Linked DNA regions of Homo sapiens: all the other regions are linked to region 2. The links are chromatin contacts, found by Hi-C or POLR2A ChIA-PET in ENCODE. All regions are on one chromosome and are shown on one strand. Each heading gives the region's core, a stretch centred on a gene start or an enhancer-like site at or near the end of the contact. The rest is flanking DNA. Distances are from core to core; before and after follow the strand shown. Region 1 overlaps TSPAN14 (tetraspanin 14). Region 2 holds the start of CCSER2 (coiled-coil serine rich protein 2). Region 3 holds the start of ZCCHC24 (zinc finger CCHC-type containing 24).

Region 1 (2,700 bases), core at 106-2,605, 3.9 Mb before region 2:
GGGAGCATTTCCTGACCAGCTTGCCACCACCACCACCTCCTTCTCTCTGCCCTCCAGCACCTACTTGACTGCACTTAGTGAAGGGAGTCATGTTCTGAGTTCCCTGAGTCAGGCACAGGTCCCACTCTGAGTTGGTGTTTGTCTCCACGGCCTCATTCTCGGTGTCTTACATGCAGCAGTGCCCTGAACATGTAGAAACAAGTCTTTAGGTGTTTGTCTCCCACAGCAAAAGTCTTTTCACCCCATGGGCTTGGCAGGCGAGCCTGTGCACTGATGGATTGCTGGGTGGTTTGCTTCAACCTTGCTGATCTAGGGAGGCCACAGGGCCCAGCCCAGTCCTCCTGAGGTCTGGAGGCACAGCACCTTGGACTCCCTGGGTTCTTGTTCACATTGGGAATACTAGTGTAGACTGGGCCCAGACTCTCCACGTTTGTTTGCAACTAGCTGAGGAAGAGGCTCTGATGTGCTCTTACCAGGGGCATATAAAAGGATTCTGTGTATAGACATTTCATGTAGACTTAGATTTTCAGAAACAGGCCTGTCATGATGATCAGGGTATGGGTATAGGACACGTGCACTATGCCTGCTTTGGCCTAGCATCCTCCCTTGAGTGGGCAGCTTCACCTTCAATGGCAGAGGGAAGTAGGTTGGGACATCAACTTGGAAGTCAAGGTGCCAGGCCTCCTTTTGCCTAGCCATTTGAGAAGTGGGGGTGGGGTGGGTAGCAGGTGTGGGGTGAGTGGCAGGTGTGGGTGACCAGGCCCTGCCTCACCTAGGTGGGCAGGTGTTGCCCTGAGGCTGCTGGTGCAGTTGAATGAGCTGCCTGATGAATCATTCTGAAAATCTCTCATGGGTGCTGGGCGTGGTGGCTCATGCCTGTGATCCTAGCACTTTGGGAGCCCGAGGCAGTAGGATGGCTTAAGCAGGAGTTTGAGACCAGCCTGGGCAACATAGGGAGACCCCATCTCCCTATGTAGCTGGGACTGCAGGTGTGCACTGAGGTAGGAGGATCACTTGAGCCCAGGAGGTCAAGGCTGCAGTGAGCTGTGACGGTGCCACTGCACTCCAGCCTGGGTCACAGAGTGAGGCCCTGTCTCAAAAACGTAAAAGTGAAAATCTCCAATGGGGCCCAAGGCCTGAATGTTTTGTTTGCTTTTTTTTTGTTCCTCCAAGAAGGACCACAAACTCTATGTTTCAGTTACTTGAAGCCAGTTATTTTGTAGTATCTCCCTTAATTTAAGTTTGTTTGTTGTTTCCTCATGGTTAGCTGCAAGTTTTGCAGTTTTGTAAGGAATACTGCGGAAATGGTGAGTTCTAGGTGCATCCCCTTGGGAGGCACATGATGTGGGTCTGAGTCATTACCGGTGATATTGACAATGATCGCTTGCTTATGGTGATGTCTGCTGGGTTTCTCCCCTCTAAGTTACTATTTTGTTCTTTGTAAGTGTCCTGTGGGGAGATACTTTGAGATTATGCAAATACAGTATGCTATTTCACATCAAACTCATGACTGGTTTTAGGACCCATTGCAGATTCTTGGCACAGTCGGTTGTTTCTGTCATGGGTGTTGAATGCGATGATTTAATTCCATAATTCCTTCTACATTTATCATTTAACTATACAGAACTGCTGTAGCTATGTATCATTGTGCTACACATAACTTTTCCTTCTTTCCTGTTTATTTATCTCTGTGTGTGTATTAGAATGGGCTCATGAATTCTTATTTTATTCAATGAGTTAAAATCCGTTGTTATTATTGTTTATTTTGCCGCTCAGATTGTTCCAGATTTGGCCAGTGGGGGCTTTTTCAAGCTGCTGTGAATGACAGCTCTTCAAAACATGCATTTCCAAGTCTATCACAGTTCTGTTGAACTAGTTGCCATATGATTCTGGAGGCAGCTCCTGAGCCGTTCTGCTGTCCTGTGGAGCATGGCGTCAGTCACAGTAGGCCCATGGTTTTTAGTGTGCACCTTGTGAAGCCTTCCTTTCCCCCAGCCACCTGAAGATAAAAGTGTCCTGCTCTGCCTGCTTCCATGTTGGGTTTCTGGGTCAGAGTTTCTTTGAACAAAGCCTCCTGTAGCTTAAAAAATAATAAAAATAGTAAGCTTGGAAGTCACTGGACTAGGTGACCTCCATTCCAGGCCCAGTGCTTCTCCCACTGAGGACTCCCCTGACTCAAATCCACCCACTCTGCTGCTTTCCTGATGACAGCACTGAGGTAGACAGAGGCCTCCTCTCACCAGGTTAATGAGGAGGCCCCTCGGTGTCCTGAAACTTGGCAGGTTTTGGGTTGTGAGTTTTTGGTGGTGGAAATTCACAGTGTTTCAGTCACTAAGATCAGGGTTTTTACAGGATGCCAGGCACTGAGACCCTCAGACCCTTTGGAGAGCCTGGTGGAGCTCAGAGCTGGGGCCCAGCCTCTCCTGCACCTGCATGTGGAGGCCATCCAGGGCTGGCGGTCAGGGGCTTGATGGCCTTGGAAGCTGGGGGCCCACCTTCCCCACACTGTGCCAGGGCAGTGTTTGTCACCCTGTGATAAAGGAGGGGATCCAGCCCCCCTGACGTTGTGCAGCTGTGTAGTGACTTCCCACAGTAAAGAGTCAAACTTCTTCACTCCAGTGAGCGGTTGCTGCCACCATGATGGGTTTTTTTTTTTTTTTTAAATTAAAGTTTTTTTTTTTCTTTTTTGTTGGAAACCAC
Region 2 (2,700 bases), core at 107-2,606:
CCTCCCAAAGTGCTGGGGTTACAGGCTTGAGCCATCGCCTCCGGCCTGGTGTTTGCTTTTCTAATCTCACTTAATCCAAAGAGAGATTGCACAGCATTTAGACCTAGTCTTTGTCAATATTTTAAGCACACATTATTGTCCAATACATTAAATATCTTAGGGATTGATATTTAAAAGACATTATTTTCTAAATATGAAAGTGTATTATTAAATGAAGTGTGGTTATACAAATCAGGCATTCCGTCTGCTTTTTCCATTTGAGTATCATTGATCTGGAGACAGGAAAGAACTGGATATTTTTCAAGCAGTTCTCCTGAAATGTTATTACAACCGAGCTGTTGGGGCCGACGAGGATTTCAGAGAACTGCAAGTCTACAACCAGGTAAGGGCAACTCCAGAGCTTTAAACAGCCGGCCAGGCCCGGAAGCCTTCCAGGCTGAGGACTCTCAGCAGCAGGACTGGCCGCGTCGAGGAAAAACAAGAGGGGAAGAGATGGCCTCTGGGGGATGGAAGCCCCAAAGGGAAGAAAGACCTGGTTTCTGGCAAAGAAACCACATTGGCCAGGAGCTGTGGCTCACGCCTGTAATCCCAACACTTTGGGAGGCCAAGGTGGGAGGATTGCTTGAGCCCAGGAGTTTGAGACTAGCCTGTAAGACCACTTCCCCCAACTCTAAAAAGAAAAAATAAAAATTAGCCGGGTATTTGGGTCAACTTGTGATAGTTTACTTTGACTAGTGTGGTCTTAGTTGTAATTATTTCGGAGGCTTGGTGATACACGCCTGAGGCGAGAGGATCGCTTAAGCCCAGGAGGCTGCAAGTGAGCTGTGATAGCGCCACCGAACTCCAACCTGGGTGACAGGGCGAGACTCTGTTTCAAAAAAAAAAAAAAAAAGGGAAAACCAGATCAGCACTTGGGGTGCCCCTTCCCCTCAGCTTTAGCAAGATCCTGTGTTTTGATGCGGTAGGCAGGTGCGTGGTTCAGTCATGCCCAATGCTCAGACCACTCCTCACTTTTCACATCCAGGAGGAGGAGCTGTCAGGTTTGACCGCACTCAAGCAGCAAATGTAGTCCAGGGGACGGCTAGAGGTGAGGTCAGCCGCAAGACTGGCGTCACTGCGTGGGCCCAGCAAAAACCTGAGTCAGGAGGCGGCCAGGCAAGGTCAGTGGAGGGGGCGGGGCCCGAAGCGGAGGCGGAGCTTGGGAAAGCCTGGCGTGAGGGCGGGGCGGGGCCAGAGGTGGGCTGAGGCCGGATCAGGCGGTGGGGGCGGTCCCCGTAGCCCCGTGAGGCTCGCGCCTGCGCACGGGCCCGCGGCGGGGCGGGACTGCGCGTGCGCGGTGCGCCGGCCCTGGAGGGCGGAGTCCGGGCGGGCGCCGGCCGAGGGAGGGGGCGCGGCGGCTTTGGAGTCCGGCGCTCCCTCAGGCCGCGGACGCGATGCTGGTTGCTGCGGCTCGGGCGGCGGGGCTGGCGGGGATGTGACGGGCGGCCCTTCGTCTCACCTTCCGTCCTCGGGCCCGCAGGTCGCAGGGCGGCCTGCAGCTGGGCCGCGGCCGAGGAGGCAGCGCGACCTCCGCACGGTGAGATCCGGGCTCAGGGCCAGAGCCGGGGCCGGGGTCGCGGCGGGCGCCGGGGGCAGCCCAAGACCAGGCACGCAGTCCGGGGCGGGGCGGAGGCCCGAACTCCCGGGCTGAGGCGGTGTCGCCCTCCCGTACCCGGCCTCCAGGGTGAGCCTCTCTAGCCCCTCGCGAGCCGCCGGACGCGGGGCGGGCGCGGACCCGGGAGGCCGGAGGGCGCCCTCCCTGCGGCTGTGACAGCGCGGGGCCTCGGGCCGCGGGCGCCGCCGCCTTTCAGGAGAAATCAGGGCGAGGCTGAGGCACTCTGATTTCGGAGCCTGGTTGCGTGTGAGGGTGGATAGGGAAAGTACCGGGGCTCCCCGAATGAGTTCGATTTTTTTTTTCTTTCAATTACTGGGCTAAATGAAAGACACACCCTAAAACACATCCTGAGGTGAAACTTTGGTGGGGCACACCGTTGCCGTAGGTTCAGATCTTCTCTCTTGTCTTTAGACATGTATTTTCATACATTTTTAAATAATGCACCTACTTTCTTGATAAAGTAAAAGGAGGAATGAAGGGACTCCTTTGTGGTGGTCCTTGGTGGCGAAGCTTGTTTCCATTTCAGTAATTGCATATTCATCTGTGTGGGCTCCCCGACCAATGAGGCTGGCTGCTCCCAGACAAGGCCTTAGCGGAGTGGAAATGACTGACGCAGGGACTCTGGTCTCAGATTAGAGTGTTGGTAGCTCACTCCTGTAAGAGAGAAATTGAGCTTTAAGCTTTTTAAAATAGCCATATGAAAAGCATTCCTTTTCTCCTGAGCATTAAAATATGACGGAACCTATTCATTTGGCCAGTTGTTTTTTTTAAAGCATCATCTTTTAGACTAGAGACTTTAGAGATGGCAGCTGCTCTTTAACCAAAAGGAACTTAAGATGCTCTCCTGCAAAAGATGGGTTCAAAACATGTCTTATCCGTCATCCATATGTGATAAAAATGTAAATATTCCTGAGTGTTTGCCTGAAATCAGTCTTCTTCCTCTTGGACTTTATTACTGTTTCTCTTAATTTATGAAAGCTTGTTACTGTTATTTTTTGTTTTCGTTTGTGTTCTAAACAACATTGGCTTCAAATAATCTTCAGGTT
Region 3 (2,700 bases), core at 3-2,502, 4.9 Mb before region 2:
GCTGCCCAGTCAACTTTGTAACTGAATCCACCAAACAGGCAGACTTTGCAACACAGCCGGCCCAGGTTTCTGCAGAAGGCGCTGGGCAGCTGGAACCTCTCCCCCCCCCTTTCTAGCCCCCCTCCCAAGAGCTCAAGAGGATTTCCCTTTCATTTCCTTCGAGGCTGGGAGGGCTGGGGACAGCGCAGTCTGTGGGGTCAAGCCCTCAGAAACCACTTCCTATGTGGCTGGGGGAGGGCGAGCAGCTGGAGGACGTATCTGGGGTCCCCGAGTGAGAACAGCAGGAGAAGCCCTCTGGGCAGTCACTGCTCTCCAGGGTGCCTTTCGGGTCGGGAACCGCAGAGGTCGGAGAAAAGATTTTAGGCCCTTCCAGAGGAGCTCCGAGCAGAATCTGCACTCTCGGTCCCAGCCCGCGGTGGCCAGGACGAGGATAAGGTTGGGCGTGAGAAGGACACTTCGAAGGGGCTCCCCGCCCAGGCCGCACCCCAGCTGTCTGAAGAAAATCCGGAGACAACCCCTCCTCAACTCCCTCCCCCAACCCCTTTGGAGCAGGGCTGCCCTGGCAGGGAGAGGGGGCGGGAGAGCTCCGCCCCGGCCTGCATTGCTCCAGCCCGGGCTCAGCCGGGAGGTGACGCGCACCCGGCACCCCGGGGACTTCGGGCGGCGAGTTTGGCAGAGTTGAACGAAGCCAAGCCAAGCCGGGCCCGGCAATGCGGAGCCGGGCCGCGCCAGGCCAGGAAGAGCGGGTCAGACAGGGAACGGCCCGCCACGGTGGGGCGGTGGGGCGGTGGGGCGGTGGGCGGGGGCGCGCGGGGGCACCCACCTCTCCGCGCTGCAGCTGGAAGAAGCTGTTGAGATAGCTGGAGTGCAGGGGCGAGCCCAGCTGCTCGGGGCGGCCCTTGCCGAAGGCCAGCTCCGGGGGTGCGGCGCCGGCGGTCGGCTCGGGCCGGAAGGCATCGAAGGCGCTAGCCTGGTGCGTGTCCTGCAGCGACAGGTAGACCCAGTTGAGCAGCTGGGCGGGCTGGTACACCGAGGCGGCGCTCGTGTCGATGGCCGACAGCAGGCTCATTTTGTGGCGGCGGTGCCGGCCCCTCCCCGGCCGCCCGCTCGCGGCCCCCCTCCGCAGCGGAGGGGCGGGCACCGGGGAGCCTGTGCCCACTGCCCGCCTCCCGAGCCCCGACGGTGATCGCCCCGCGCCCTGCGCCCCGCGCGCTGCCCGCAGCCGCTGCCGCTGCCGCCGCCTCCCCCCGACTGCGGCCCCGGCGCGCGCAGGCGGTGGAAGGAGGCAGCGAAAGTTGGGCAGGAAACTTTTGGCCCCGCCCCTCCGCCCCGCCCACTGCGTCCCGCCCCGCCCGGCGATCCGCTATCTGCCTCGCGGCTGACCCCTCCAGCGGCGGCTCCGGGGGTGGGGTCCACGATGCCCCGCCGCCCACTCCCTGCCCCGCCTGGCACTGTCCTCGCCCTGCATTGGCTGTCTCGTTGAATATGAACCGTCAGGGGTGGGGAGAGAGGGGAGTGAGGCTCATCTGCATATGCAGCACGGCGCGGGCCCGCCCATGCGAGGCCCCGCCCAAGCCCCACCTCGTCCCAGCCCGGCCAACCCAGCTCCCCGAGCTGCCGGGAGCTCAGTGCAGCCCCGGCCTAATCAATTTCGTCTCCCTCTGTCGTCAGCGCTCTTGTCTCGTTCTTTCCAAATCCTCTGCAATTGTTTTTCACTCACTTTTCCTTTCCTATTTTCCCTCCTTTCTCATACTCCTTCTTTCTCTCTCTCTTAGACTAGTACTAGTCTCCTGTGTCCGTCGTCCTTGTATGTGGCGCCCTCCGTGTGTGTGTGTGTGTGTGTGTGTGTGTGTATGTCCTTCTCTTTCTCTCACTCTTCTTGTCTCCTTTCTTCTATTTCCGTCTGGTCTGATGTTTCTCCCTGTCTCTCCCGCTCCTCTCTCAGACGCGTGTACACAGACGCACACACTTCTAACTCCCTCCTCTCGCTATCACCATCGGACCCTCCCCCTCCTACTTAATTCCTTCCATCTGCAGAATCACTTTGCGGGCCGGCTGCGCCAAGGGGGGCCCGGGTTCCTGCCCCAGGAAAGACTCCCCGCCCCCTCCCCCCCCCCTTCTCCTATTTCTGCTCTGGGCCCGCCTCGCTTCTCGACCCTCTTCCTCCACCCCGGCTCCAGCCCTAGCCCGCCCCGGTGCCTTGGCGAGTCGCCAGGACACCAGCCTGGGCCGGGGGAGCTCGGGAAAGCGGCTGTCACCCATCTCGCTGGGACAACTCAGCTAGTCCAAGACTGCCTGGAGGGAGCCCCGCCCCCGCCTCCGCCTCCGCCTGACGCCCCAGGAAGCCCCGGGGCCTTCACCGTCTCTTTCTCCGGGTGGTCTTTGCTGCGCCAGCACCGGGGACCTAGCCCAGAGGAACTCACCGCCTGGCTGGGACCGAGTCACCTCTCCCACTTTCAGTCTGGCTCTGGAGCCATTCCGCCCAGCGTTGGAGTGCCAGCTTGGCCACCGTCCAGCGGAATGACCTCTGCATGACGCCTAACCTCTGCGAGCAAGCCTGTTTTCTCCTCTGTAAAATGGGAGCAGTCATCCTCCCGCCGCCGGGGACATTTGTGTGCTTCCCAGCTTGGGTTTGGTAAGCGGAAGATATTCCATAAAGGACAGCTCTTCCCCGCCACCCACTCCACGAGTTACTCACAT

What was found. A loop is a pair of places that touch in the nucleus more often than their neighbours do. ChIA-PET counts read pairs that join two places held with the same protein, here RNA polymerase II (POLR2A). Pooled maps may share reads with other maps.
Region 1: a loop to region 2 is called in a pooled map, with 6 times the contacts of the local background. The contact joins the enhancer-like site here to the promoter of CCSER2 in region 2. A Hi-C loop is called at or near these places in 7 of 50 pooled maps. POLR2A ChIA-PET finds 5 or more read pairs at or near these places in 2 of 52 experiments (SK-N-SH and T-cell).
Region 3: a map of CD8-positive, alpha-beta T cell shows a loop between it and region 2 (11-fold over the local background). The contact joins the promoter of ZCCHC24 here to the promoter of CCSER2 in region 2. A Hi-C loop is called at or near these places in 2 of 168 maps with a recorded cell type or tissue (CD8-positive, alpha-beta T cell and naive thymus-derived CD4-positive, alpha-beta T cell), 1 of 37 single-sample maps with no recorded cell type and 9 of 50 pooled maps.

What each region holds. Positions count from the first base shown.
Region 1 is chr10:80,471,041-80,473,740 of GRCh38, forward strand. The region is part of intron 1 of TSPAN14 (tetraspanin 14); the gene reads left to right. Among named protein-coding and RNA genes, the nearest start is that of TSPAN14, 18 kb to the left of the region's middle. RefSeq lists enhancers at 203-442, 453-522, 1,223-1,452, 2,085-2,134. Within about 2 kb of position 1,356, at least 15 of the 41 ENCODE cell types and tissues checked have a DNase peak (open chromatin) inside an H3K27ac peak, as active enhancers do.
Region 2 is chr10:84,327,233-84,329,932 of GRCh38, forward strand. It overlaps CCSER2 (coiled-coil serine rich protein 2), which reads left to right and starts at 1,357. Exons shown (of 10, transcript NM_001284240.2): 1 at 1,357-1,576. RefSeq lists a silencer at 1,121-1,850 and an enhancer at 1,901-2,250.
Region 3 is chr10:79,444,372-79,447,071 of GRCh38, forward strand. ZCCHC24 (zinc finger CCHC-type containing 24) reads right to left here and starts at 1,253. Exons shown (of 4, transcript NM_153367.4): 1 at 824-1,253. The coding sequence starts at 1,069. LOC105378383 (a long non-coding RNA gene) reads left to right here and starts at 1,870. Exons shown (of 4, transcript XR_946104.4): 1 at 1,870-2,700. RefSeq lists silencers at 1,106-1,165, 1,176-1,685.